Linked DNA regions of Mus musculus: regions 2, 3, 4 and 5 are each linked to region 1. Evidence: chromatin loops called from intact Hi-C (ENCODE). Cell type or tissue: heart. All regions are shown on one strand.

Region 1 (5,000 bases):
AAATTCCCATGAGGCTGAGAGTTCTTTGTCTCTACTGAGCCAAGAGTTTTATAATTTCGTCTGTGCTGACTTACTAGTAAATGAATCATCCTCACCAAACTCGGAATTGGTTTATTAGTTTTCAGGACCTTCACCACAAAGAGACTTTTCAATAAGGTTTTCAATTAACAGCACAATCAAAGAATGTATGAAGTTATAGTGTTACATCACCAGGAAGATTAATAGTTGCTTAGGACTTAACAATAGGAAACAGCCTCTGACGGCTTCTGAAGCCCTCTCCTCAACAAACTCAAACAGAGAAAGCTTACCTTCTGAGCCAGTTAATCGTGGCCATGACTTTTTGGTAAAGGAGATGGGGAATTCCTGATTTACATGGTTCTGAGGAATTCCTAGCATCTATATGAATGCATGAATAATAGCATATATACTTGATATTTTATTGCATTGTGTATCATCTATTTCAAATGAAATAAATCGATACCCCACCCTCTTTTCATGTATTCTTTTGTTCAGCAGCTAGCTGGGTAAATTTTTTTCATTAAGAACATGGCCTTTCAGCCTTATTTATAATAGCCAGAAACTGGAAAGAACCCAGATGCCCCTCAACAGAGGAATGGATACAGAAAATGTGGTACATCTACACAATGGAGTACTACTCAGCTATTAAAAAGAATGAATTTATGAAATTCCTAGCCAAATGGATGGACCTGGAGAGCATCATCCTGAGTGAGGTAACACAATCACAAAGGAACTCACACAATATGTACTCACTGATAAGTGGATACTAGCCCAAAACCTAGGATACCCACGATATAAGATACAATTTCCTAAACACATGAAACTCAAGAAAAATGAAGACTGAAGTGTGGACACTATGCCCCTCCTTAGAAGTGGGAACAAAACACCCATGGAAGGAGTTACAGAAACAAAGTTTGGAGCTGAGATGAAAGGATGGACCATGTAGAGACTGCCATATCCAGGGATCCACCCCATAATCAGCATCCAAACGCTGACACCATTGCATATACTAGCAAGATTTTATCGAAAGGACCCAGATGTAGCTGTCTCTTGTGAGACTATGCCGGGGCCTAGCAAACACAGAAGTGGATGCTCACAGTCAGCTAATGGATGGATCACAGGGCTCCCAATGGAGGAGCTAGAGAAAGTACCCAAGGAGCTAAAGGGATCTGCAACCCTATAGGTGGAACAACATTATGAACTAACCAGTACCCCTGAGCTCTTGACTCTAGCTGCATATGTATCAAAAGATGGCCTAGTCGGCCATCACTGGAAAGAGAGGCCCATTGGACACGCAGACTTTGTGTGCCCCGGTACAGGGGAACGCCAGGGCCAAAGGGGGGGAGTGGGTGGGTAGGGGAGTGGGGGTGGGTGGGTAAGGGGGACTTTTGGTATAGCATTGGAAATGTAAATGAGCTAAATCCCTAATAAAAAATGGGAAAAAAAAAAAAAAAAAAAAAAAAAAAAAAAAAAAAAAAAAGAACATGGCCTTCCTCTCCTTTATGCTTAATGGGTTTAGGTAATTATAAAGCATATAATTAAAATCAATTATATGCGCTAACACCTACCTTGTATTTTTGCTGCCAAGTTCTTTTGGCTGGCACATCAATTTCTGTGGCTTGGCAGAGATAGACTCGCTGACTTCTCCTTTGTCTGCTCCACTACTCCACCAGGATTCAGACCACCGCCTTCCCAGGAGAAAAATAAACCCAAAGCTTAGCTCTGGCTGTTTCTGACTCCTTTACTCTAGCAAAGCTGAATTGCACAGACCTTACTTATGCTTCATCATTCTCCTTGATTCTGTACTCATTCCAGCTGTGTTTTTGTTTAAAAATTTAAGGTAATGACTGCAATTAGAAACAGCCATGTGGGGGCTCAGGGTTTAATAGCGCTTGTTGCTTTTCCCGAGGATCTGCATTCTTTTGCCAGCACCCACACCTGGTAGTTTCTAACCACATGCAACTCCAGTCCAATGAGATCTATATCACTTTCTCTTGCACTCTTTTTTTTAAAAGAAAAAGAAAAAAGAAACAACAGCGTGGGCTTACTGTTCTTTCGCATCTAGTTTGTACTAAAAGGCAAACACAAACAGACCTTTACATTTTTAAATCATATAACTAATTAACGGCATTCTGAATGCAGAGTACAAATATGTTTTCTAGCTCAAAAAGCCACAAATGCATAGACACAATTTTAGGTTCAACATGCAGCATACCAAGTATTAGTATGCGATCAAGAAAGAGCAGAGTGCCAGGCTTGGGAAACAGGCAGGTTTAAAACTGGTTGTGTGAACTGGAAGTTAACATGTCTACAGATGTGACCCTGGATGGAATAGCGCACGGTGGTTCTAAACGGGTGAACTGCATCGTCCTTAGTGGAACTCATTTGGCTGTTCTAAACTCCAAGAATGATGAATCTTCTTTAATCTCAGCATCTAGGGAGACTGCAGCTTTCATGTATGGTTTCCTCTGTTGCCACCTAGTGGTTTCTATGAGTATGTGCACTATCTGTAGTGGGTGACTGCAGTACATATGGAGCATTACAAAGATATGAAGTCTGAAGCATTCCAAACATTAAGACATTTAAAACAGCAACATGAGGGGTTTGAAATGCTCCATCAGTAAATCTACGCAAATATTTCCAACTTGAAAAAAACACTTTCAGAATTACCACCACCCCTGTCCTGGAGTCTCAGGTTCTCTTTTTCTCTCCCTCTTCCTCTCCCACCCTCCCTCCCTCCCTCCCTCCCTCCCACCTCTCTCTCTCTCTCTCTCTCTCTCTCTCTCGCTCTCTCTCTCACACACACACACACACACACACACACACACACACACATGAAAGGTCCAGGACAGCACTATAATCTTGTTTCTTTCAGAAGGCCATAGTTATGAAGGGTTAACATGGAGTTCAGAGAAGCACTGTCACTCATTACTCATATGACCTTATGAATGTCAGCCTCTCTGGAACTTTAATTTTCCTTTGTATGAGACAGGAAAGAATGATTAAGTTGTAAGAGTTGTTGAGTGAACTCCTACTTGGAACACAGACTTATTTGAAGAGTAGTTCTGCGAAAATCTATATTGAATAAATCTCCTTCAAAATTAAACATATGGACAGACACACTTACATGCCACGGGGTTTATATTCCAAGACTCTAGTCCTTGTAATTCATCAGTGTTATTTTGATGGGAAAGACACTTGGAAGATTTGACACGAGTACTTTTAGATGAGGAGATCAAGTCCTGTAGAGTCTCGAGTCATTTCTCCACAGGAGGAATCAGTCAGGGAAAATGTTGGGCTACTCTCAAGGAATCACAAACTATGTCCGCTCAACACAGACAGGGCAGTAACAATAAACAGACCAAAAAATTCTACCAAGTTCAACTTGGCAAGCCAAGGAATTTATTGGAACTGCTCATAGGATTATAGGTGAGGGGTTGCTCATAGGAAGTGCATCACCCTAAAGCCCCGGTCCACATGGGTGACGACTCACAGAGCCTCCACCCCTGGATCTTTCTGCACCATCTTTACTGCTTATGTAACTTTTGGGTAGGAGAGGTCTTGTGAATCAGGTAAGTTTAGAGGTTTCCTGGGATCCTTGAATTGCTTAAACTCCGAGTCTTGTGGATCCTGTAATCTGGAGGAAATATTTCAATTTGGTATTGCCAGACAGGAGAAGAAAGAGTCATTACTGAGTGTCCATCATCCCTGACAAACAGGGCCATGAGCTAAAGTATGTGGGCATCCTCTACAAACAGGCAAAGACGTAGACTCTTTCTGAGAGCCGGCAGAAGGAACACAGCCCTGCCGACATCTTTATTTTGACCTACAGAGAACTGTGTCAGACTAGTAAGGATTCTATATAGTTTTTATGAATTACAAGATGACAAATTTGCATTTCTTAAAACCACAGAGTCTATAGAAATTTATTATAGTGGTGATTGTGTGGTATGATGGTGGCACATACCAACTCATCTCAAGAGTTTAGGAATCCAAGACCTCTTCAAGGGTGTGTCTAGTACAAGATTGTATCTTCCCTTGACCAGTTTAGGCAAAACTGTTGCTCTTTGAACTATCATCTTTCTACCTATCAATTATCTATCTTTCTGTCAATCATTTATATATTATCTATCTCTATAATAGTTTGTAAATAAAATACAATGTAGTCCAACTTTAAGGGGACAAGAACTGCAAAAATAAGAGCTCATATTAACTTTATTGGATCCATAGATACTTCTCTTTCCATCTCTCTGTCTCTTTTCAGACTAGGATTCACTGTATAGCTCAGACTTATACTGAATTAATGATTCTCCTGCCTCATCTGACTCAGTACTGGCATTGTGGAAATATATCACTCTGGACCTGTAGGCTTCATTTTAAGGCTACAAATATAATTTAAAAGGTAGTTAGCATTAACAGAACTGTATATTATAAATCCAATTTCATCATATATGGTTCTTTTTTATTCCCTTTGGTTTTTTGAGACACAGTTTCCTCTGTGTAGCCTTCTACTTCTATAACTCACTCTGTAGCTCAGGCTGATCTCAAACTCAAAGAGATCCACTTGCCTCTGCCTCCCAACTGCTGGGATTAAAGGCATGCACCACCACAGCCAGCAAATATATATATATATATATATATATATATATATATATATATATATATATATATATATATATATATATATAATTTGTTGTTGGTTTTGTTTTGTTTTTCGAGTCAGGGTTTCACTGTGTAACCCTTGGCTGTCATTTTTCAAGGATTCTCAAGATTCTCAATTTCTGTGGGACTTTATGGAGCATATAAGTTTCATACATCAAGTGGGCTTGCTATTGGAAAGACTACGCTGCCATTCTTTTATTTGAAGTCACTTAAGAAACAAGCGTATTTATTTAGGAAAGTAACTGAAATTCCTCGAGAAGAGTTTTTCCCCCTTGAAGATAAAGCCCAAAGCATCGTTCTTCTGTCCCCCAAAGCAAAAA
Region 2 (5,000 bases), 290 kb before region 1:
GTAACAGAGGATGGCCCAGTGGGTCATCAATGGGAAGAGAGGCCCTTGGTCCTGTGAAGGTTCTATGCCCCAGTATAGGGGAATGCCAGGGCCAAGAAGTGGGAGTGGGTGGGTTGGGGAGCAGGGTGAGGTGGGAGAGAATAGGGGATTTTCGGAGAGGAAAATAGGAAAGGGGATAACATTTGAAATGCAAATAAAGAAAATATCTAATAAAAAAAATGATTGGTGTGGGAAGGCAAGTGCACTGTGGGCAGTGCCACCCTTGGGCAGGTGGTCCTGGAGGTATAAGGAAGGTGACAAATGACCTCAGAGAGTAAACCAGTGAACTGTGCTTTTCTTGTGTGACCTCTGTTCCAGTTCCTGCCTCTAGGTTCTTACATTGAGTTTCTGCCATAACTTCCCTCTCTGGGGAGATGAGCTGATGAAATAAACCCTTTCCTCTCCAAGTAACTTCTGGTCTTAATGTTTAATCAGGACAATAGAAAGAAAACTAAGACAGTAGCTTTGGAACTGTAAAGGAAAGGAGGCTTCTTGGCTTATCAGCGGTTCATTAGAACCATAGGAATAATTTTTCTAAAGGAACCTTGTGACAGCCTTTTTCCCTACATGAATTCACTAGTTATAGATCACAAATTGGAACAACTAAGATATCATGCTAATTTGCATAAGAGTAAACATTTTAAAGATAATTGTTCCCAATAACATTTCAGATAGTCAAAAGTTGGGCCAGTAAGATGGCTCAATGTTTAATAGAGTAGACACTTGCTGCCAAGCCTGACAACCTGAATTTGGCCACAAGAACTCAAAACTAGTTTCCATAAGTTGTACTTTCTTATTTGTACCACACACACACACGCACGCACACTCACTGAAATATACAAAGCATAATAAACATGTGACGGTTTGTATATTCTTGGGCCAGGGAGTGGCACCATTTGGAGGTGTGACCTGGTTGGAGTAGGTATGTCACTATGGGTGTGGGCTTAAGACCCTCACCCTAGTTGCTTGGAAGTCTGTCTTCCACTAGCAGCCTTTGGATGAAGACTTAGAACTCTTAGCTCTGCCTGTGCCATGCCTGCCTGGATGCTGCCATGCTCCTACCTTGATGATAATGGACTGAACCTCTGAACCTGTAAGCCAGCCCCAATTAAATGTTGTTTTTGTAAAACTTGCCTTGGTCATGGTGTCTGTTCACAGAAGTAAAACCCTAACTAAGACAAAACAGCAGTTAGTATGTGCAAGTTTCCTTTATCATGAACAGAGGTATACTTTAGCCAGTAAAGATACTTTAAAACTAAGATGCCCTCAATTGCAGAAAAATTTTTTGAATGTGAATATTTGGACCAGTTTTTCTTAACCTAATGTCACCTTATAAATACTTGAAGATCTTCAAAACATACCCCTATTGTGGCCCAGCCCAGCTGTGTCAGATCTTCAGGGTGAGGCATAAGTATGTGAATTATATTACAGAGATATAAATAAAGAATTGTTAAAAGTATATTTCAGGCTGGGCAGTAGTGGTGCACGCCTTTAATCCCAGCACTTGGGAGGCAGAGGCAGGCGGATTTCTGAGTTTGAGGACAGCCTGGTCTACAGAGTGAGTTCCATGACAGTCAGGGCTACAACAGAGAAACCCTGTCTTGAAAAAACAAAAAAACCAAAACAACAAAAAAAGTATATTTCATGTTTTTCATTATATTGTTTACTTCAATTTTGGGGTCCTTTTTTTAGTATTTTATGTAGCATACTAATTTTTCTCATTCATCCATATGTGTTTACTGAACAATGAGTCATTAGAGCAGCCCAAACTACAGAGAGACTGTATAATATCCTTTGCTCTATATAAAATACACAAAAGAAATTTGCCTCTTTCATTCTCCAGTAAATATCTCTGTCTTTCATAGACAAGCTTTTTTTTTCCAGAAAATAATTCCTTGGATCATCTCCACAGCGTATATATTTTAACAGCCCACAGGTAACGTATTTAGCGTTTTACCAACATACTGGTAGAGTTGGTAACTTCAGTGTCCTCAGTTTTGTTCTGCAATGGCAGCAGCAACAGGTTGGAGGCTGGTGGTGGAGGTGTTGGCATCCCAGCATCCCCAGGACCCTTCACAGCTCTGCCAGCTCTTACCCCATCACAGGAACAATGGTGATAGCTGAGTGGTGTTTGTTGACCAGGGATGTTAGCATTACTGATGTGGCACACGTGTCTGTTGAGCTAAAGCAGTTTCAGTATTAAGTTGTACCACTTTTCTCTGGCCACGAGAGGTCTCCCAACCCTTCCAATCCCAGCAGGCCACTTCTCCACAGCAGACTGTTCCAGCATTCCACCCTGGCAGGTTTTTCCAGAATGCTATAGCAACCAAGTTTTTAACATAAAAGAGCTAAACTTTTATTCTTTCAAGTCAGCTTTTTGAAATTTTGCTCTTCATTCCATTTTCACACAGAAAATACCAGCTAAGAGGGGTGGTGGGGAAGTCTGGGGAATGAATTCCATAAAGTGACAGTAAAGTAGAATTCCTTCAGCATGGAAGTGAAAATGCAGATTTCTCTGCAAGGTCAGAGCAAACAAGATTGTTGTTTTCTACCTCAGATCTGAATTTCCTGTCTTATCCAGTTACTGTTAACCTGTTGGTGTCGTATTAAGTGTGATTTTATAAGGATAGATACAGACCAGAATTTTAGATACAAATGACGTTGACAGCACATAGCAAATATAGGCATTATCTGTTATGCACAGTTCGGCAGCATGCTACAAGTCATGTTATTGCTTTGAATATAAAGACATAATGTTCTTGTATTTTCTTCTATACTCATCTAGCATTCATGCATTGATTGTCAGCTTCATGCCAAGCAAAATATGTGTGTGTGTGTGTGTGTGTGTGTGTGTGTGTGTGTGTGTGTGTGTGTTTCATGCCTTCAAAGTTTAGTCTCTTGGGGGAAATCACCGAACAGAAAACTTACAATTTTGTAATTGTCCTTTAGTAAGAATATGTTTGGAGGACAGTAGAGAGGGCTAGGCACATACAGGCTTTTGTCACTGATGCTAACAATCTGAGTTCATCCCTGGGACTCACAGCTATGGAAGGAGAGTGCTCCCCTCTGTGGTCCTCTGACCTCCACTTGTGTGCCATGATAAGGGTGAAGACACATACACACACACACACACACACACACACACACACACACACAGACACACACACAAAATAAAAAACTTTAAAATTTTTTAAATCTGAATAATGTAGTTTAAGGGGTCTAGGAAGATAGCTTGGTAAATCCTAGTCTTGCAAACATTATGAACTGGGTTCAATTCCCACGCCCCACACCTTAAACCCTACACACCATGGTACTGATAAGGTAGAGACAAGTGGGTCCCAGGGACTCACTGGCCACCAGCCTAGTCTACTTATAAGTCTCCAGGCCAGTGAATGTTGCTGAAAAATATCTTCTGGCTTCCATATCCACATAGGCGCACGCGTGCAGACACACACATCATTTAAGGTTGCAAGGTGTGTCAGTCCATGATCTTTTGTTGCACACACAACTTGGAGTTTACCATTGTCATCTGTTTAAACAGCGTTCTTTTTTTAGTTTGTCCCATTCAATGGCATACGAAAGGGTAACTCCAATACTAATGATCTCCCCTGGTTAACTTGCCTTCTTGGGTTAGACCTACTAAAAGTTAGTAATAAAGTTTCCCTAGATAATGAATTTAAATTGTGCTATTTAAATGTATATGCTTTTTCTATCCCTTGTAAATGTTAACACTAATTTTAATAGCAATCTGCGTGTTGATCGCTAGAGGGCAGTAGGCACACATAGCGCAGGAAAAATAATTTCTGAACACAGAGAATATTGTAAATGTTTTTGGCATGATGCATAATAAATCTTTGTTTTCCAGCTGTAAAGTTTATTTGTTACAAAAGTTCATGCCACTCTTGCATGTAAAAGCTTCTCTGAAATTACTTAAGTACTTGAGGCCAATACTTGCTCTTGGCCATTTGCATTTGACGTTTTCTCTTAACAGCCTTGTATTATTTACAGAATCTTCTCGTCATTGAAGAACAGAAAATATATTTTAATTTTAAGGTTCATTGAGTAGCTTCTGAAATATTAGTGACCCAGAAAACTGCACACATGTCATTGAGGGACCAAATACAAAGAGAACTATGCTAAAAAACAAAACAAAACAAAACCTTTGCCTTCACACTTGATGTTCCGATATCTGATTGGTTTCTCAATACAGCATATTCTGTCTTGTGCAGTGTTCTAGTGCAGTTGCAATGTTCTTGTGGTATATTGTTTTCTGCATCAAGATGCTTAATGCTGCTCATAATAGGTCTTCTTACTGTATAGTCTACTACTAAAATGATTTTATTTCACAAGAAAATTTCATCTAGAGGTTTATTAATTAAATGGATTGCCCTGAGACCCTCTGATGTTATCAGGAGTCCAAGTGTCTCTCATATTTCTCTTCTCAACCCTTGATTTGTTCTCTGTGCGGAAGGTACCAGATACAAATTTAAGTAGAGTTTGTTGTCATGGCAAAGTTGAACAGAGAAACTTAACCCTGTTTTCAGTGGTTTCCAGGGTCCCTGACTCCTACCCTGCTTTCTCTGCATCTATCTGATAAATGGAGGAAATTATCAGTGTGTGTGGACAGAGAGACCAAGATTCTACTGGGTATCCAAGGTCCCTGAAAGGAGGATGAAACTTCACGTGTATTGTAGTATTCTCCAGCAAAGAGGAGGAAGGAAACGGACATGGGCAGGCAGGAAGCAGTATTTGCTACTGTTTCAGGCTTCGTTTTTATTTGCTTCACGTAGAGACTCTTTTGACATATTGTCCTGATAGTCTTTAAAGTGTAGCCTTCATAGTCTTTTTCAAAGATTTATTTATTATTATAAATAAGTACACTGTTGCTGCCTTCAGACATGCCAGAAGAGGGCATCAGATCTCATCACTGGTGGTTATGAGCCACCATGTGGTTGCTGAGA
Region 3 (5,000 bases), 200 kb before region 1:
ATCAGCTCCTGCTTCCTGACCTGCTTGAGTTCCAGTTCTGACTTCTTTTGGTGATCAACAGCAATGTGGAAGTATAAGCTGAATAAACCTTTTCCTCCCCAATTTGTTTCTTGGTCATGATGTTTTGTGCAGGAGTAGAAACCCTGACAGGTTGCCTCCCTTTCCTCTGGATGAAACTTTAAATGCATTGCCCACAAATAAACAAGTTTGAACTCTTAATAACAGTAGGATGCCAGAGAGCTGCCACATCTTGGAGTAGCATTCTGCTCTGAGAAGGGATACAGCACAAAAGCTATTTGAGCACTTTGGGGTGGTAACAAGAACAGCTGCTTGCATAGTAGATCTCCTGTGACCAGTAGATCTCAAAGGATGGAGTCATGACCAGGGCACAAGCTGATGGGTCTTGAACTAATAGTCTCAGATGTGGTAGGTCTCAGAGGCTAAAAGCAGCCATAGGCTCGGATTCCTTTCAGCTCAACCAAGGTGGAAGTCTTGGAGGAATCAGGAACATGTTCTTCAGTTTACAGCAACCTGTGAGTCCTGGAGGCTGCTCCAGCCAGCTCAGGTGGAGGGAGCCTCAGTCATGCCTGTCCTTAGTGAATCTTGAAGGCAACTGGGCTTCCTCCTCTAATCAGCAAGCCAGCTGGCATCTGAGTGCTGACTCTTTAGGCTTCTCCAAGGAGAGCAGCAGCAGGGAGCTGCTGGGGTTGAAGTCTTCTTCCTCTGCTGCCTCTCTTGTCTCTGCAGCAGCCCTGGCTCAGTAGCCAAGGAAACTCTGAAACTACACAGAGGAAATGGTGGTGCTGCGCAATGAGTGTGGTTACTGCAAATAAAGTGAAAGGCAAAACCAATCAGGGGAGAGCTGTCAAACCGAGTAGAGGGGTGGACTCAGGGGGAGGGAATAGAACTCTATGCCTGCCAAAAGTTGATAGAAATTCACCATTCTGTCTGCAGGTCTCTTTCTGCTTGAAGTGGGGAAACGTCAGAAAGTGGCTGTTTTGGGTTGCCGTGGAGACCTTTGCAGGCTGCTTCTTGCTTCCCCTTGCTTTGCAGAGATTTCCTTTAGTTATCACCATTTTGTTTGTTTGTTTGTTTGTTTCCTTTGGCAACTGTTGCATCTGGATTAATGATATACACAATTTCTAGTTCACAAATGAGGAGAGAGAGGTTCTGGAATGTTAAAAATCTTTAATAATTCCAGTGTCTACTAAAGCAGAAAACCAATTAAGCTATGTTCTTTTTGTACTCAACCCTGTATCTTTTCTCATTCAATTTATAAAAGTATTCTCTTCTTTCATTAATATATTTATTTATTCACTTCACATCCTGATTGCAGCCCTCTTCCCCCTTTTCTTTCCACCCCTCTCTTCCCTGCCCCCACGGGCCCTGGCACATTAAGTTGAATCAGGGCTAAGAGCATCCTCTCCCACAGAAACCAGACAAGTATTCTTAGAGATGCATGCTATTTTAGTTTATAAACATATCGTTCTATAAATTTGCACATATCACTGTGACTACATTACTTTATTCTTTGCTTCTTAAGTAAGATCACGCAATTTATAGATACTTCCTTCCCCTTTACAATGTATTGCAGCTGCCTTAAATTAATGTGTCTTCTTTTATTTAGTAATCATTGTTGTAATCTGTTTGCACATTTGCCACCACTAGTAGATTCTAATACTGTTGAGGGCAATCTTAGTGATGTCATAGTCTCATCCTACCACATGGTTGTCTGCTGGATGTACAGCTAGGCTTTTCAACCTTCCCTTTACATGGAGGTAGCAGGTGGTCTCATCAACAGATGAAAAGAACGTCTTTAATCCCAGAACCAGGGAGGCAGAGATCTGTGCATCTCTATGAGTTCAAGGCCACTCTGGTCTACAGAGGGAGTTCCAGGACAGCTAGAGCTATTCAAAGAAACCCTGTTTCACACACACACACACACACACACACACACACACACACACACACACAAATCTCTCACTGCTACTTTCCAGTAAATTAAAGGCAATTTGTTAAGAATGCTAGCTACCTCTAGGTGGAGACAGGCCCTTGTCTCTTCACTTAGGGTTAATCCACGATGGTAATGTCAGAGACCTGACTAAGGCACCAGGAACAAATGGCTCAGGTGCCTATTTATCATATCAAAGCAAACCCTGGCTACCAGGTTCTTCCAGAATCCCTCAGTCCCTTTGTGGTCCAGGGTGCTCCTTGCCAGCAGTACCCCACCCACTACCATGAACATTCCAGCTGAGGGGCTGGGCAGCCCTTCCCCCAGTGGCTCTTCCCTATGCAATTCAGCCAGTTTTGCTATGCTGGTTCCTTTACCCCTTTTAACCCTTTCACCTTTTGACCTCTTTGCCTCTTGGTCTCCTGATCTCCCCTTTCCTGTCTCCCTTCTTCTGCCATAGCCAGGCTCATGTTCACTCTGGCCTCTGGGATGGCCCTGCTTCTGGCTATGCTCTCCCTCATATCTAAAATAAACTTCTCCTCCACCACACTAGAAGTAGTTATATGTTAATCCCAAAGATGGGAGGAGAAATACAAATCATCAGGGCCAAATTAATTAAACAACCCATTAAAGCTGTTTTATTCATGTACACAGGCTGCCTCCCCATAAGGTGGGGTTTGCAAGGTCTGCATGTGTGGAAGACAAAGTTTTTATAGCTCAGGAATAGGGGTTTTCCCAATGGGGGTGTGGAAATTGTCTATAGGAAGTGGTACTGTTAGGAGGTGTGGCTTTGTTGTAAGAAGTGTACCATCTGAGGGTGGGCTTTGAAGGTCTCCTCCTGTGCTCAGGTTCCACCCTTTTCGGAAGAGAGCTCCCTCCTAGCTGCCTGAGGATGCCAGTCTCTCCTGGTTGCCTTTGAATCAAGATGCAGAACTTTCAACTCTTCCAGCCCCAAGTCTGCCTGGATGCTGCCATGCTTCAGGCTATGATGATAATGGACTGAACCTCTGAACCTGTAAGCCAGCCCCGATTAAATGCTGTCCTTATAAGAGCTGCCTTGGTCAGGCATGGTATCTCTTCACAGCAATGGGAACCCTAAGACAAGGAGATTTGTTGGGCAAAATAGATATGGTTATAGGAGCAGAACGTAAACATACCAAGTTAGTCATAATGACCGCCTAAACCAAAGACAGGATTGCAAGGCCTCAGCAACAGGTGGTCATAAGATGGTAGCCATAACAACCCTTTTGAAACAAAGGTAGTGTTGCAAACAGTTATTAACTTTTTGACACCATTGCCCTTCCTAGAACAGGCAGAAGAGAACCACTTATAGTTAGGGTTACAGGTGAGGCATAGCCCAATGCTTAAGAAACAGAGGTTTAATCATGAACAGGAATGAACCTAGTTTGTTGTTACCATAAGGTGGCTTTTTAGCCTAAGATGGAGACCAGCTGGTTCTTCACATATCTTCCTTTTGTATTCTACCTCCGACCCCCCTTTTCATTCATGCAGCACCTAGAAGGCGGGTACTTTGCCGTCCTGGAACTCTCACCTCCCAGTGCAGCCCCTCAGAGCCAACTTGGAGTTTGGCTCTGTCTACCCACCCTTTAGAGTTGTTACTGTTATGTTTCCCTCTCCTCTGTCTTTTTCTTTTGGGAGCTGAACAGAATGCAGGTATGCCTTTAAATTGTTTAGCTAGAGTTCGGGGTCCTTATTCTTTCTCTAAAGCCCCTCTCTGTTTAGTGGCTTCAAGCCACTGGGGGATGACATTCCTGTAGCATTCTCTTTTCCTCTGAGCTTTTGTCCCTTCCCTTCCCCTTCCTCCCTCTCCCTTCCAGGCAGCTGTGAGATTTCTAGCTTGCCGGTCTTGGGGTTTTCCTTTTAAATTCTAATAAATTGCCCTCATGCTTCAGTTTATGTCTGTTCTTGAAATCTTGTATTAATGGGACCAAGAACCCTAATGAGGGACCTCAGAGTTTGAGGTATCATACAATGGCTCTCCTGGGAGACCCCAACATTTCTAGTAACACTTCCTTCCTGCCATTTAATTAGTTGGCAGAGAAAATCAACCATTCCTGCACCCCTAGAATTGGTCTTCATTTTTCTCTCTGAGGTCATTCCCTTTGCTCCCTTCATGCACACACTGCCCAGGTATCACAAGAAGATGTCCCTCTTAGGGAAAGTGATTGCATTCTTTGCTTCTGCTTGCTTGCACTGTCAGAAGTCATTATTTTGACCAAGTTTAGTTTAATCAGTATTTTTGTGAGTCCAGACAGGAGTACTACCTCATTCTTTAACATGGAATGTTGTTCAGTGGTCATGACTAAATGCTTGGTTTTTGTAAGGTGGGAGCAATGAATCATTATAATTATATTTTAAAAGAAACAAATAGGCTAGGATTAGGCTCCCTGAAGTCATGAAGGTCATAGCACTGGGGACCTCATTACTCTATACCAGTAGGAAGACTCTTTCTGGTTGGTTGCTATGAATCTGGTTTTGGGTAAACCCCATCTGTTTAAGGATCTACTTGCTTCCTTAAATTCCCAATGTGATCCTTCAGCAACTTAGCATGGGCGGTTATTTGGCTTTATTTATTCTGGTCTGCTGGGACTAAGTACAGGGCCAGTCTAAATGAACACCCCCTGTAAACTTTAAAAATCATTAGTTACAAGTGTCACTTTTGGATTTGCACTTCACATTTTAGTGTGTTTACTGTGTACATATAATCAAACATCAATGCTTTAGGATATGGGAAGAATTGTGTTATGTTTATATTTAATTATACTGTAAAATAAAACTCTGTTTTAGAAAGTTCAAGTATATGGATATATATCTTATACATAATATATAATAATATAATGTATATCTTGTAATATATTATACTTTATAATTATATGTTATATTTTTATAATTTTTTGTATATATAAATTATATAATATGTATTTTATATTATAATGTGTGTGTGTGTGTGTGTGTGTGTGTGTGTTTATGTTACCAGAAAACATGTCTCTTGAACAGGCTTCTGCTGACTCAGAGTCTATAGTGGAAT
Region 4 (5,000 bases), 380 kb before region 1:
GGACTTTCTCCTGTTCCTATTCCAGATTTGTTTGAGGCTCATTATAACAGAAAAGTTGTCAATGTGATTTCAAATGAGTCCATTAGGTATTATAAGCAAGCACCCTAACTAATTGCACTATCCATTGAACTATAATTAACAGAACTAATTTGGTCTATTTACCTTCTAAGAGTTAGTATCTGTAAGGGTTAAGTGAAATTCTCAACTATTTATATCATTATGCCATTTCAATTGCTCTTTCTCACTAGAGAAAAGTTTTTTTTTTAATTTAGAGTAACAGTATGAAGATTTGTATTTTCTCATTTAAATGGAGAAGTATGAGACAAAAAAAGACTTAATATACTTGTTTTTTCACATGCAGAGGCTGAAAGTTAAATGGTTCTGACATCCTTTGTCCCAACTGTATTGAGTTTTCTGAATCTAAAATAGTGTAATCCTGAATCAGGCAAATCATCACTCCTACCACTCTGTACTGCCTGCTCACAAAAGTTCTGGGTACAAAACTTTTTTTTTTTTTTTGATGAATTCCATTCATCAATGACATTTTTGATGTCTTCATAGAAAAACTCAATTAAAAGCAGGATAATCAAATAACCACCAGTGTAATGGGCTATTTCCTGGTTGTTAGCTTGACTATATCCGAAATGAACTACAATCCAGAACTGGAGGGCTCACCTGTGATCCAGATTTTGAGGCTGGAAGACACAAGTTTCTGATCTGGCTCTTGTCATGGAGATCTTGAGACATGATGACCGTGAAAAGCTTAGGCTCAGGCAAGGTAGTACAGGCCTTTAATCCCAGGAGACTGAGGCAAGGTGATATCTGGATTCAAGGTCAGCCTGGGACAAAGCAAGTCCTAGATCCAGGCATGGTGGTATGCACCTTTAATCTGAGCCACACTTTCTCATAGAAGCCTACCCAGGGACATTGGAAGAAGGAAGATTCACTCTTTTTCTTTTTCTTTTTTATTAATATTTTTTATTACTACGTATTTTCCTCAATTACATTTAGAATGCTATCCCCCATACCCCCCACACACACACACTTCCCTACCCACCCATTCCCATTTTTGGGCCCTGGCATTCCCCTGTACTGGGGCATATAAAGTTTGCGTGTCCAATAGGCCTCTCTTTCCAGTGATGGCCGACTAGGCCATCTTTTGATACATATGCAGCTAGAGTCAAGAGCTCCGGGGTACTGGTTAGTTCATATTGTTGTTCCACCTATAGGGTTGTAGATCCCTTTAGCTCCTTGGATATGTTCTCTAGCTCCTCCATTGGGGGCTTTGTGATCCATCCAATAGCTGACTGTGAGCATCCACTTCTGTGTTTGCTAGGCCCCAGCCTAGTCTCACAAGACCTACTTCTACAGAAGACCAGTTCAAACAACTAGCCTCACGGGACGGAGCAACTACCAAACTCTTCGAATTCCTATTAACAGTTGACCAATGCTCGGTGAGTTGAACTACAGACTATAAGTCATCACAATACATTCCTTTAATATATAGAGAACTCATTCCATAAGTTCTGTGTCTTTAGAGAACCCTGACTAATACAACCAGCCTTGGTGTTTTTGGTAAGGTGGTCTTCCATAATACGTAATATATTTTTTAATGCATTCCAATGGCTGAAATGATGCCAGGAATGTCTTTCATGTCTTATTACCAAACTATAGAGTAATAAAGCTGTTGATTCAACTTTCAAAGTCCACTTACCAAACTGTATGCTAAAGGGGTCTGTATTAGTCAGAGTTTTACTGCTGTGAACAGACACCATGACCAAGGCAAGTCTTATAAAAAACAACATTTAATTGGGGCTGGCTTACAGGTACAGAGGTTCAGTCCATTATCATCAAGGTGGGAGCATGGCAGCATCCAGGCAGGCATGGTGCAGGCAGAGCTGAGCGTTCTATGTCTTCATCCAAAGGCTGCTAGTGGAAGACTGACTTCCAGGCAACTAGGGTGAGGATCTTATGCCCACGCCCACAGTGACACACCTATTCCAACCTGGTCACACCTATTCCAACAAGGCCACACCTCCAAATGGTGTCACTCCCTAGTCCAAGAATATACAAACCATCACAGGGTCCAACAGTTATTTGTGCTCATAATTTTCTCACACACTGCTCCCACACTCAAGCCTCAAGGGATGAGGTTTCACTGGTATCATTTAGTAGTGTGGCGCCTGAAAAATGAACGAGAATTCCCACTAATTCTGTGAAACCTTAAGCTACATTAAGGACATTGGCTAGCAGGGTCCTAGTTGAGCATTTTAGCTCCTGCTGCACTGTACTAGCTGGAAGCAAGCCGTGGAACTGGCCTGAACCAGCCAGCAAAACTGGGGCGATCCAGGAGGCAGACAGGCCACTGACTTGGAGACGCGGGAGTGTGCTCAGAACCCGCCCTACTTGACTAGCTCCTCCCGACCAGACCACGCCCCGCCCGTCTGTCTTATATAAGCCTCCGCCCCGCCAAGCTCCGCCCCGTCAAGCCCCGCCCCGTCAAGCCCCGCCCCGCTCCGCGTCCTGCCTGCGAGTTACGCTTGTAGAGTCCCGGCAACTTCTCGCATGCTCTACCGGCCTTCCGGTCTGCGTTACCCGCCGCTGCCCTGCCATGGCTCAGCACTTCTCCCTGGGCGCCTGCGACGTGGTCGGCTTCGATCTCGACCACACGCTGTGCCGCTACAACCTGCCCGAGAGCGCCCGGGTGAGTGGCACGGACAGCCTCTAAAGGCGGCTGTGTAGAGTGTCGTAGGTCCCCGGCCGCTGGGCGGAAGTGTACTTTCAGGGGTTCTGCGGTCTTGAGGAGGAAGCCAGGGGCAGAAGATAGCGCAAGACCGAGCCGGGAAGCCGACTTGTAGAACCCTGAAAAAGCGGGGTCAGGGGCTTTGTGTGTCATTTGTTGATCCCAGGCCCTATTATTTTTTCCAACTCCTCTGGGCACCAGCTGAGTGGGTACAGCCACTTGTTTTGAACTTCAAGAAAACATGGCTGCATCTTTCCTTTTGCACACCCAAGTAATCACCTGTCAGAGTTTAAGTATTTCATACAGGGAGAGACTGTATAATAAATAGTATTGTGAGAAACACTGGGAGAAGTCGTTAACATCTTAGACCTCCTTTTGTCTTTACCAAGAGAAGAAAACAAGCATTTATTGTGCACGTACTACTTGATCTGTGCGTTTTAAATAAAGTTGTAATCTCAACAGAATCTACCCAGAATATGAGGGGATTAGATTGCTTTATTTGTAGGCTTATACCCTCATCTTAATCGCCCTGCTTTCTCTGACCCTTTGGGTTCACAAGAAACTAAAGAATTAAGAATATCACAGTGAGAAGTCTAAGCAGGACTCTGCAGTCAAAGTCCCTGGTTCGGGACCCTGGCACCAAGTGCCTAGCCCTGTGACACTGGGCAAATAATCTGGGTTCCTTCTCAATTAACCTTTCGAGGATTAAGTGTGCAGCCGATTGTTTGCTATTACGGTTAGCACCCACCACATCACTAGTGCAGACCACAGTCAGTGTAGTCCTGTCAGTGCCCCAGTTGGTCAGATTCTCCAAAATCAAAAATGAGGCTCCTGAATCACTCCGGTGTGTTTTCAAGCATACAGATGCTTTAAAAAAAAAAAAAGGTGTGTGTCCCTGCTGGGGCTCTGTTTTGCTTGCCAGTTGCACAGATCTCATTTCCTTTCTCATAGTTTAAAGACATTTAAGTCTTGGTCCTTTGGCTACTCTTTCAGAGTGTTCTCTGGGTGCTAATTTCTTTCCTTCCACGGCGTTCAGATTCCAGTCTGGTTCATCTTATGCCCTTCATCTGTATTCACTGTCGTTCATGGAGAATGTTGTTTAACCTCTGTCATGTTAAAAAGCCAGTTTTGTGCGTGTGTGAGCATACACATTTTAGGATAGAAGATTCAGAAGATACTCTACTGCAAGTTTTGAATCGCAGTGCTGATTAAAGGCTGAAAACGATACCCTGGTGAATCTTGGTTATGCTTGGTATAGAAATCCTAAGTCTCACCGAGTGCTGAACACCAGGACATAGTTAGGGACACACATCAACCACACACAAGTAGGAGCCTCTCTGTGGTTAGCAACCTGTTACCAGAAAGACGATGTAAAGTTCTTTTGCATTCTTATGGGGGAGAGGAGTATTTGCCAAGGCTTGCTATTGCCTGTCCCGGAGGGAGGGTCTCTTCCCTTCCATTCAGTGTCTCTTCATCATGTGGGGTCTCATCTTAAGTACTTAAATTATGAAATCACCCTCCCACCGCCGTCCTTCTCTTCCCTCCTAGGAAGCCTTTTGTGTCACCACTTACAATTTCTTTAAACCTTACTTCTCCAAATGCTCAGCAGAAGCTTTATATATTCTAGTTACTCTTTGGACTCCCCCACCCCCAGCCCCCGAGAGCCTCTGTCTTCTGAGTTACAGAAAACAGTGTTTTCTATGTCTTGAGCATACTGGGCTTAGTGATTTACGATGTGGTTGGAATTAACTGAATATGATGACACAGTCACTTTTTTTCCCCCTTTTTGGTATGGTGTATGTATGTAAAAGTAGCTTTTGCTCCCCTCACGTCATTGTTGGCTTCATCTGCTAGTCTAGGCCTAGTCTTGGAAGGTTCTAGCCTATGTACAATCTTATCGAGGCCTAGAAGGTTTAGTCTCTGAGACTTACTGCTTTCTAGCTCTTTCTGAGCTTTAGCTGGCTGGTTCAACTTAACTGTTCTGGCTCAAAACTCCTCTCCAAACCGACTGCTTCCATCTGGCCTTTCTCTAGGCCTCTAACTGAATGCCCTGCCTGGCCTCAGACTAACTTTGGCAGTATGTTCTTAGCTGGCTCCTTCTCATTCTCTAACGTGTTCTGTGTTCACCTGTGTCTAGCTTGTTCTCTCTCTGCAACCTGTCTCTGTAAAACTCTCCCAGTTCTCTTTCTCTCTTTGCACAGCCCTTCAAGTAGCTTCCCTTTCCTCTCTCTTCTGCGAGTTGGGCATATCCTATTCT
Region 5 (5,000 bases), 60 kb before region 1:
AATATAGGATCTTACTGAATTTCCCAGGATGAGGCTGAATTCAATTTCTACAGCACAGACTTGGCCTTGGCCTTACAATCCTGACCCTCCTACCTTACCTCCCAGGTCGCTGAGATCACTGGCGTGTAGTAACAAGCCTTACTTGGTCTAGGATTTCCCACCTTTAGAGACTGTGCATTCATTTGAAGTTGTTACACATTGAGGGCAGCTCTGGATGGCTAACATGCAAGCCATGATGAAACGCATGCTTTACCATCTCCAGGGCCCCTCTGATGATCCCACAGAGCAAATTGCAGTAGCACAGTGCAGATCGCCCAGCAGGCAGCTCTTCGACGAACTCTGCCAGAGGATTCTTGTGTAGAATCAGGGAAAATTCATTTCTGCTTGAATTGTGGCAGGTCACACTTGGTGTAATTCCCAAGTACATCTTAAAAGCAACCTGATAAACAGAAAGAAAATTATAGCACTTAGTCTCAACAGAAGCTTATTCAGACAAGCCAATAGCATCACAGCAGTGGTGAGCTTGCCAAGCTGAGCAGGCAGTCAGGATGTCTGGGCTCACAGTTATCTTTGCAGTTTACTGACCTTATGCCATGTGCGGCTTTTAAATTATTTTTTTTTTATTTTTATAGACTATCCTAAAGTGCTGATGTTCGTGGAACAATACAGTTTGTAAAATATATTATTTCTAGCCAGACATGGTCGCACACCCCAGCCTTTGGGAGGCAAAGGCAGGTAGATTTCTGTGACTTCAAGGCCAGCCTGGTCTACAGAGTTCCAGGAGTCAGGTCTGTTACACAGAGGTCGTTGTCTCAAAAACCAAACCAAGTCAAACTAAAGCAATCCAAACAGACAAACAAAATGATTTCCAGTAACCCTCATAGAAAACACATAGGCTTTAGGATGTTGAGAATCAAAAATATCATTAATCATCAACACAGCAGCATGAAATATGCCACACGGATCATAGTAAAACATAGAATTTAGAGTTAAAGTGACCCTGGGCACATGTTCCACGACAGGGGATCACTGGTCTAAGGAGGGTATGCTTTGGGCAGTCTAGGCCCCAGAACATGTTTTTGAACATACAAAATTATCATAATCATACTGTAGACGTCAACTCTTCGAGGAGGAGCAAGAGAAAGTGGTGGGGACAACATTAATGTGTGATAATTGAGTTTTCAAAAGTGGCTGTTGTGGTACAGGGCTCAAAAGTCCCTACAACCTAGAAACAAGAAACCTTAGCCTCCTTCACTCTCCTTTTTCTTCGTTTGTTTTCAAGCTGTGCTTAAGCAGTTTAGGACTCACTTCGTTTTGAAACATTATTTCACATTTGTTTGCTTGCTAGCTTGTCTATGCCTGTGTGGATGGCATAAGGTCAGAGAACAACTAGAAGCTGGGTCTCCCCTTGTACTGTGTGGGTTTGAGGCTAGTGGTCAGGTAGTCAGGCTTAGAGAAAAACACCTTTACCCATACAGCCATCTTGCTGGCCCCTCTATTTCTTCTAAGCCATAACTCTCACAAATGTATAATCTGCTCTTTAGAGAAGCACGAATATAACAGCAAAGACTGTAGCCTTTTACTTGCTTGACTCCTAATCCAAGGCCTTTCACAAAACACCTAGGCGAAGCTTCTTACACTTATTCATGGAAATCTGACAACTGGATGTGCTGCCGTCATTCAGAGGTGTGAATTAACTTAATGTTTAAATTAAGAGCAGTGTAGGAGAGAAATGGAAGCAATTTTCTTAAATCATTTATAATGTGAAGTACAAAAATGTTCATTCATGTGCTCATTGGTTGATTGAATAGACAGGAGGACTGCCTATCTTGAACAATCCTACTACGTTGCAAATTCAGTAGCTACCTGCAAATCAAACTTCTGAGTGAGTTTCTAATCTACACGTGACACTATGTTCAGTCCTAGAAAACAACCTGGAGTCAGCTAGCATTTGCTAAGTGAACAGAGTGAAACATGTTCTGGTATGAAACACCATGCCGAGGTTCAGCGATGGTCCATATGACCAAGTGGTGGGTGGTTTGGAGCCCCGAAGATATCCTAACTCAGGTTTGGCATCTGTTTTAGAAAGATTTTCTTTGTGACTTCCCCTCCCACCAAAAAGAAAAAGAAAAACAAAACCTATCATGATGTGAATCAAGACGTTACATGAAGAGAAACGAGGATGCCTCCTTTTCTCTAAAGCCCCTGTAGTTATTAGACTTCTCACACAAATTCTAAAAACCCCACCCCATATGTTTCAGGTCTCTAATGAAGAAAACCCTTTTAGGAAGTCAGAACTCCTGTCTACTAAATCTTAGGGCACAGAGCAAGAGAAGAAACCGATCATGAAACACTGGGTCTGGAGACTGGCTTTGGCTACCAGTCAGTGGCTGAAACACATTTCTAGAAGCACTGAGCCCCCCACTGGACAATTTCTATACTTATAATTTGTATGAGCATTTTCGATTTGGAATCAAAAGCACGTGCAAAGACTATTAAAAGGAACTTGCGTTTACTTTTCAGCTTCTTTGGCTACCCTCAAGTGTCAGCAACCACCAGTAGGAGGCATTATCTGAACGTTGTTGGGAAATAAAGCATTCCTGGGGAATGACATTGTTTCCTTATCTGGCTCGATGCAGACTGAGCAGGATTGCTGTTTTGAAAGAGCTCCACCCTCAGCCTCAGCCACAGTTGCTGTGCTAAAACCAAGGCAAACGTCTTTCCCTCTTCGCGTGTGTGTGTGTGTGTGTGTGTGTGTCTCCAACATGGATGCCTTTCAGAGCATCTTAAAATTCTTTCTTAACCAAAAAACTGCTATTGGCTACAGCTTCATGGCTTTGCTCACCGTGGGTAGCGAACGTCTCTTCTCGCTGGTGGCATTTAAGTGCCCCTGCAGCGTTGAGAATACTGCCTATGGGCTGGTTTTTCTCTTCGCCCCTGCCTGGGTGTTACTGATCCTTGGCTTCTTTCTGAATAACAAGGCATGGAGACTCTTCACTGGCTGCTGTATGAACCCAAAAAAAATATTTCCCAGGAGACGCTGCTGCCGCTTCTTCTACGTCCTGGGCCATATCATACTGAGTTCACTGGTGGCTCCGGTGATGTGGCTCTCTGTGGCTTTGCTTAATGGGACGTTTTATGAATGTGCTATGAGCGGGACAAGAAGCACAAGGCTCCTGGAGATGATTTGCAAGGGCAAGCCCAAAGAGTGCTGGGAAGAACTGCACAAAGTCTCCTGTGGTAAAAGTAGCATGGCCGCTATGGAGAGTGAAGAAGTGAGGCTATCCCTGCAGGCCCAGTCTCAGGTAAGGACAAACATGCCTTTTGCTCCTAGTGGGAACTTCTCTGGCTTCCTTTCATCCGTCAGAGTCTGAGTCTTGCCAGGATACTTTTGACACTAAGTGGAAATTGGAACATGATGTAGCATTAAGAGAATCTCAGGAAAAGCTTTTTAGGGACAAGATGGCTCAGTAAAATTGCTGATTGGATTGTGTAGTCTCCATTTCCAAAGAGAAAATATCCTCTGGGTTATGCATATGTAAATACTTAAGTGCTCAAAACTCTCTCTCTCTCTCTGGGTTGACTCTAAATAATGCAGAACACAATGTCATCCACTGAGTGCTAAACCTGAGCTGTAATTAAGCACTACTGTCTCCTATCAATTATTTATTTTCAAGCCGATGTCTCAGAAAACACAGACACATCTTATTCATCCACTGAAATAGAGCTGAGCCAAATCAGTGACCACTTTTCAAAGTCTCTTGGGGTATAATTAGCATAGAGATTTCCTTGAGTAACCACAGTGGTAACTGGTATTTCTATGCATGAGTGCTGTCAAGATTGAGAGTTCCCCGAATAAGATGGGACTGATCAGTCTTTAAATGGTCTTTGGTAAAGTGTGACCACATTCCCTGGGGCAGTTTATGGCTTTTGCTCTCTGTGCTGTATGACTAAGTCAATTCTCATGCTACTTTAGAAGCTCAGAATTTGGAGAATTGTTTTCCTTGTGGGCAGTAATTTCCAGCTTCAACTAATCAATACAATGAAGGAACTTGTTACCTTGCCAAGTATTTGAACACAGATCCAGGTGCCTAGTCCTAGCCTAGCCTTGCAGTGAAGCTCATTTCTTATTTCGGGGGCCAAAAGAGGTAGGAGTAAATTAAAAGAGCCATCCTTTCTCAGGAATAGTGTTGGTTTCTGGATAAATGCACAGGCACATACTAATTTTACTGTTTTTGCAAGGGCTTGCCCTTACAGCAAACACATTAAAGCAAAGTTGGCTTCTACAATATAGGATGGTTACTAGTAAGGTTATATTCTCCATAAGCTATTAAATCAAAGAGTTTCCCTAAATAAACTCCTTTGTTTAGTTCATAAAGCATAGGTTAGATGGAACATGTCAGGCTCCTCTGAGTGCCTTCCATCTTTTGTTGAAGGAAGGTATTCATTACTAATGTTATGATAGTGTGGATGACACATGGCTTACCTCTGTAGGCACCAGCTCCATTCAACCGATGCCAATCCCCAACACTCTTCACTGTGTAAGCTCCTCTTTAAATATAAACTCAAAAAAAAGCATGCACACCCAGGCATAGCTTAGATCGAACACAAAGACCTGTTGATAACTCTAGTAGAATGAGAAGGACCTACAGGAGGATGCCCAAGAGATGTGACTGAAGGGAGGTATAGCAATAGCAGGTGCTGACGATGAGGTTCAGACAGCAGGAGGCATCAAACAGTCCAAAACAATAATTGGGCATGTGGGCGGAGGTGGAAAAGTGCATTCATTCATGGGTGGGGCAGAGCAACATGAAACCCAGCTGGATGAATCTCTGCTCTTAAGGAAGGTGGATGGAGTAGTGGAAAGAGCTCAGTCATGGAGTCAGCTGGTGTTGAATCCTGATGCTGCCACTCCCCAGCTGTGTGATATAGAACTCTGAACCCCAATTTTCTCATAAAAGGGGACAATAGCACCTATTGTGGGGAGTTATTTAGAGATA

Evidence for each region. A loop is a pair of places that touch in the nucleus more often than their neighbours do. Peaks named below come from ENCODE experiments on the same cell type or tissue, not always from the same donor. Only the 100,000 strongest peaks of a DNase experiment are listed, where the experiment ranks them.
Region 2: a loop joins it to region 1, with 7 times the contacts of the local background. A loop is called at or near these places in 23 of 42 quality-filtered maps.
Region 3: a loop joins it to region 1, with 6 times the contacts of the local background. A loop is called at or near these places in 8 of 42 quality-filtered maps.
Region 4: it touches region 1 in a loop (2.6-fold over the local background); 2 of 42 quality-filtered maps call a loop at or near these places.
Region 5: a loop joins it to region 1, with 7 times the contacts of the local background. A loop is called at or near these places in 16 of 42 quality-filtered maps.

Annotation. Positions count from the first base shown.
Region 1 is chr10:34,034,275-34,039,274 of GRCm38, reverse strand. It overlaps Trappc3l (trafficking protein particle complex 3 like), which reads right to left and starts at 1,678. Exons shown (of 7, transcript NM_001162937.1): 1 at 1,587-1,678. It overlaps Calhm4 (calcium homeostasis modulator family member 4), which reads left to right. Exons shown (of 2, transcript NM_001081165.1): 2 at 1-491. In heart, a CTCF peak has its summit at 2,502 (motif pointing left); no DNase peak of the experiment used is centred here.
Region 2 is chr10:34,325,727-34,330,726 of GRCm38, reverse strand. All of the region lies in intron 6 of Nt5dc1 (5'-nucleotidase domain containing 1), which reads left to right. Among named protein-coding and RNA genes, the nearest start is that of Gm26564, 31 kb to the right of the region's middle. In heart, CTCF peaks have their summits at 2,270 (motif pointing right) and 3,801 (motif pointing right); no DNase peak of the experiment used is centred here.
Region 3 is chr10:34,231,373-34,236,372 of GRCm38, reverse strand. Gm26564 (a long non-coding RNA gene) reads left to right here. Exons shown (of 5, transcript XR_871568.2): 2 at 2,800-2,966; 3 at 4,970-5,000. Among named protein-coding and RNA genes, the nearest start is that of Dse, 27 kb to the right of the region's middle. In heart, a CTCF peak has its summit at 2,055; no DNase peak of the experiment used is centred here.
Region 4 is chr10:34,416,065-34,421,064 of GRCm38, reverse strand. It overlaps Nt5dc1 (5'-nucleotidase domain containing 1), which reads left to right and starts at 2,514. Exons shown (of 12, transcript NM_176968.5): 1 at 2,514-2,704. The coding sequence starts at 2,612. In heart, no CTCF peak of the experiment used is centred here; a DNase peak (open chromatin) is centred at 2,484; H3K4me3 peaks cover 1,625 bases; H3K27ac peaks cover 1,293 bases.
Region 5 is chr10:34,094,203-34,099,202 of GRCm38, reverse strand. Trappc3l (trafficking protein particle complex 3 like) reads right to left here. Exons shown (of 7, transcript NM_001162937.1): 5 at 254-439. It overlaps Calhm5 (calcium homeostasis modulator family member 5), which reads left to right and starts at 2,684. Exons shown (of 2, transcript NM_178908.3): 1 at 2,684-3,305. The coding sequence starts at 2,766. In heart, a CTCF peak has its summit at 2,542 (motif pointing right); a DNase peak (open chromatin) is centred at 2,572; H3K4me3 peaks cover 1,268 bases; H3K27ac peaks cover 1,195 bases.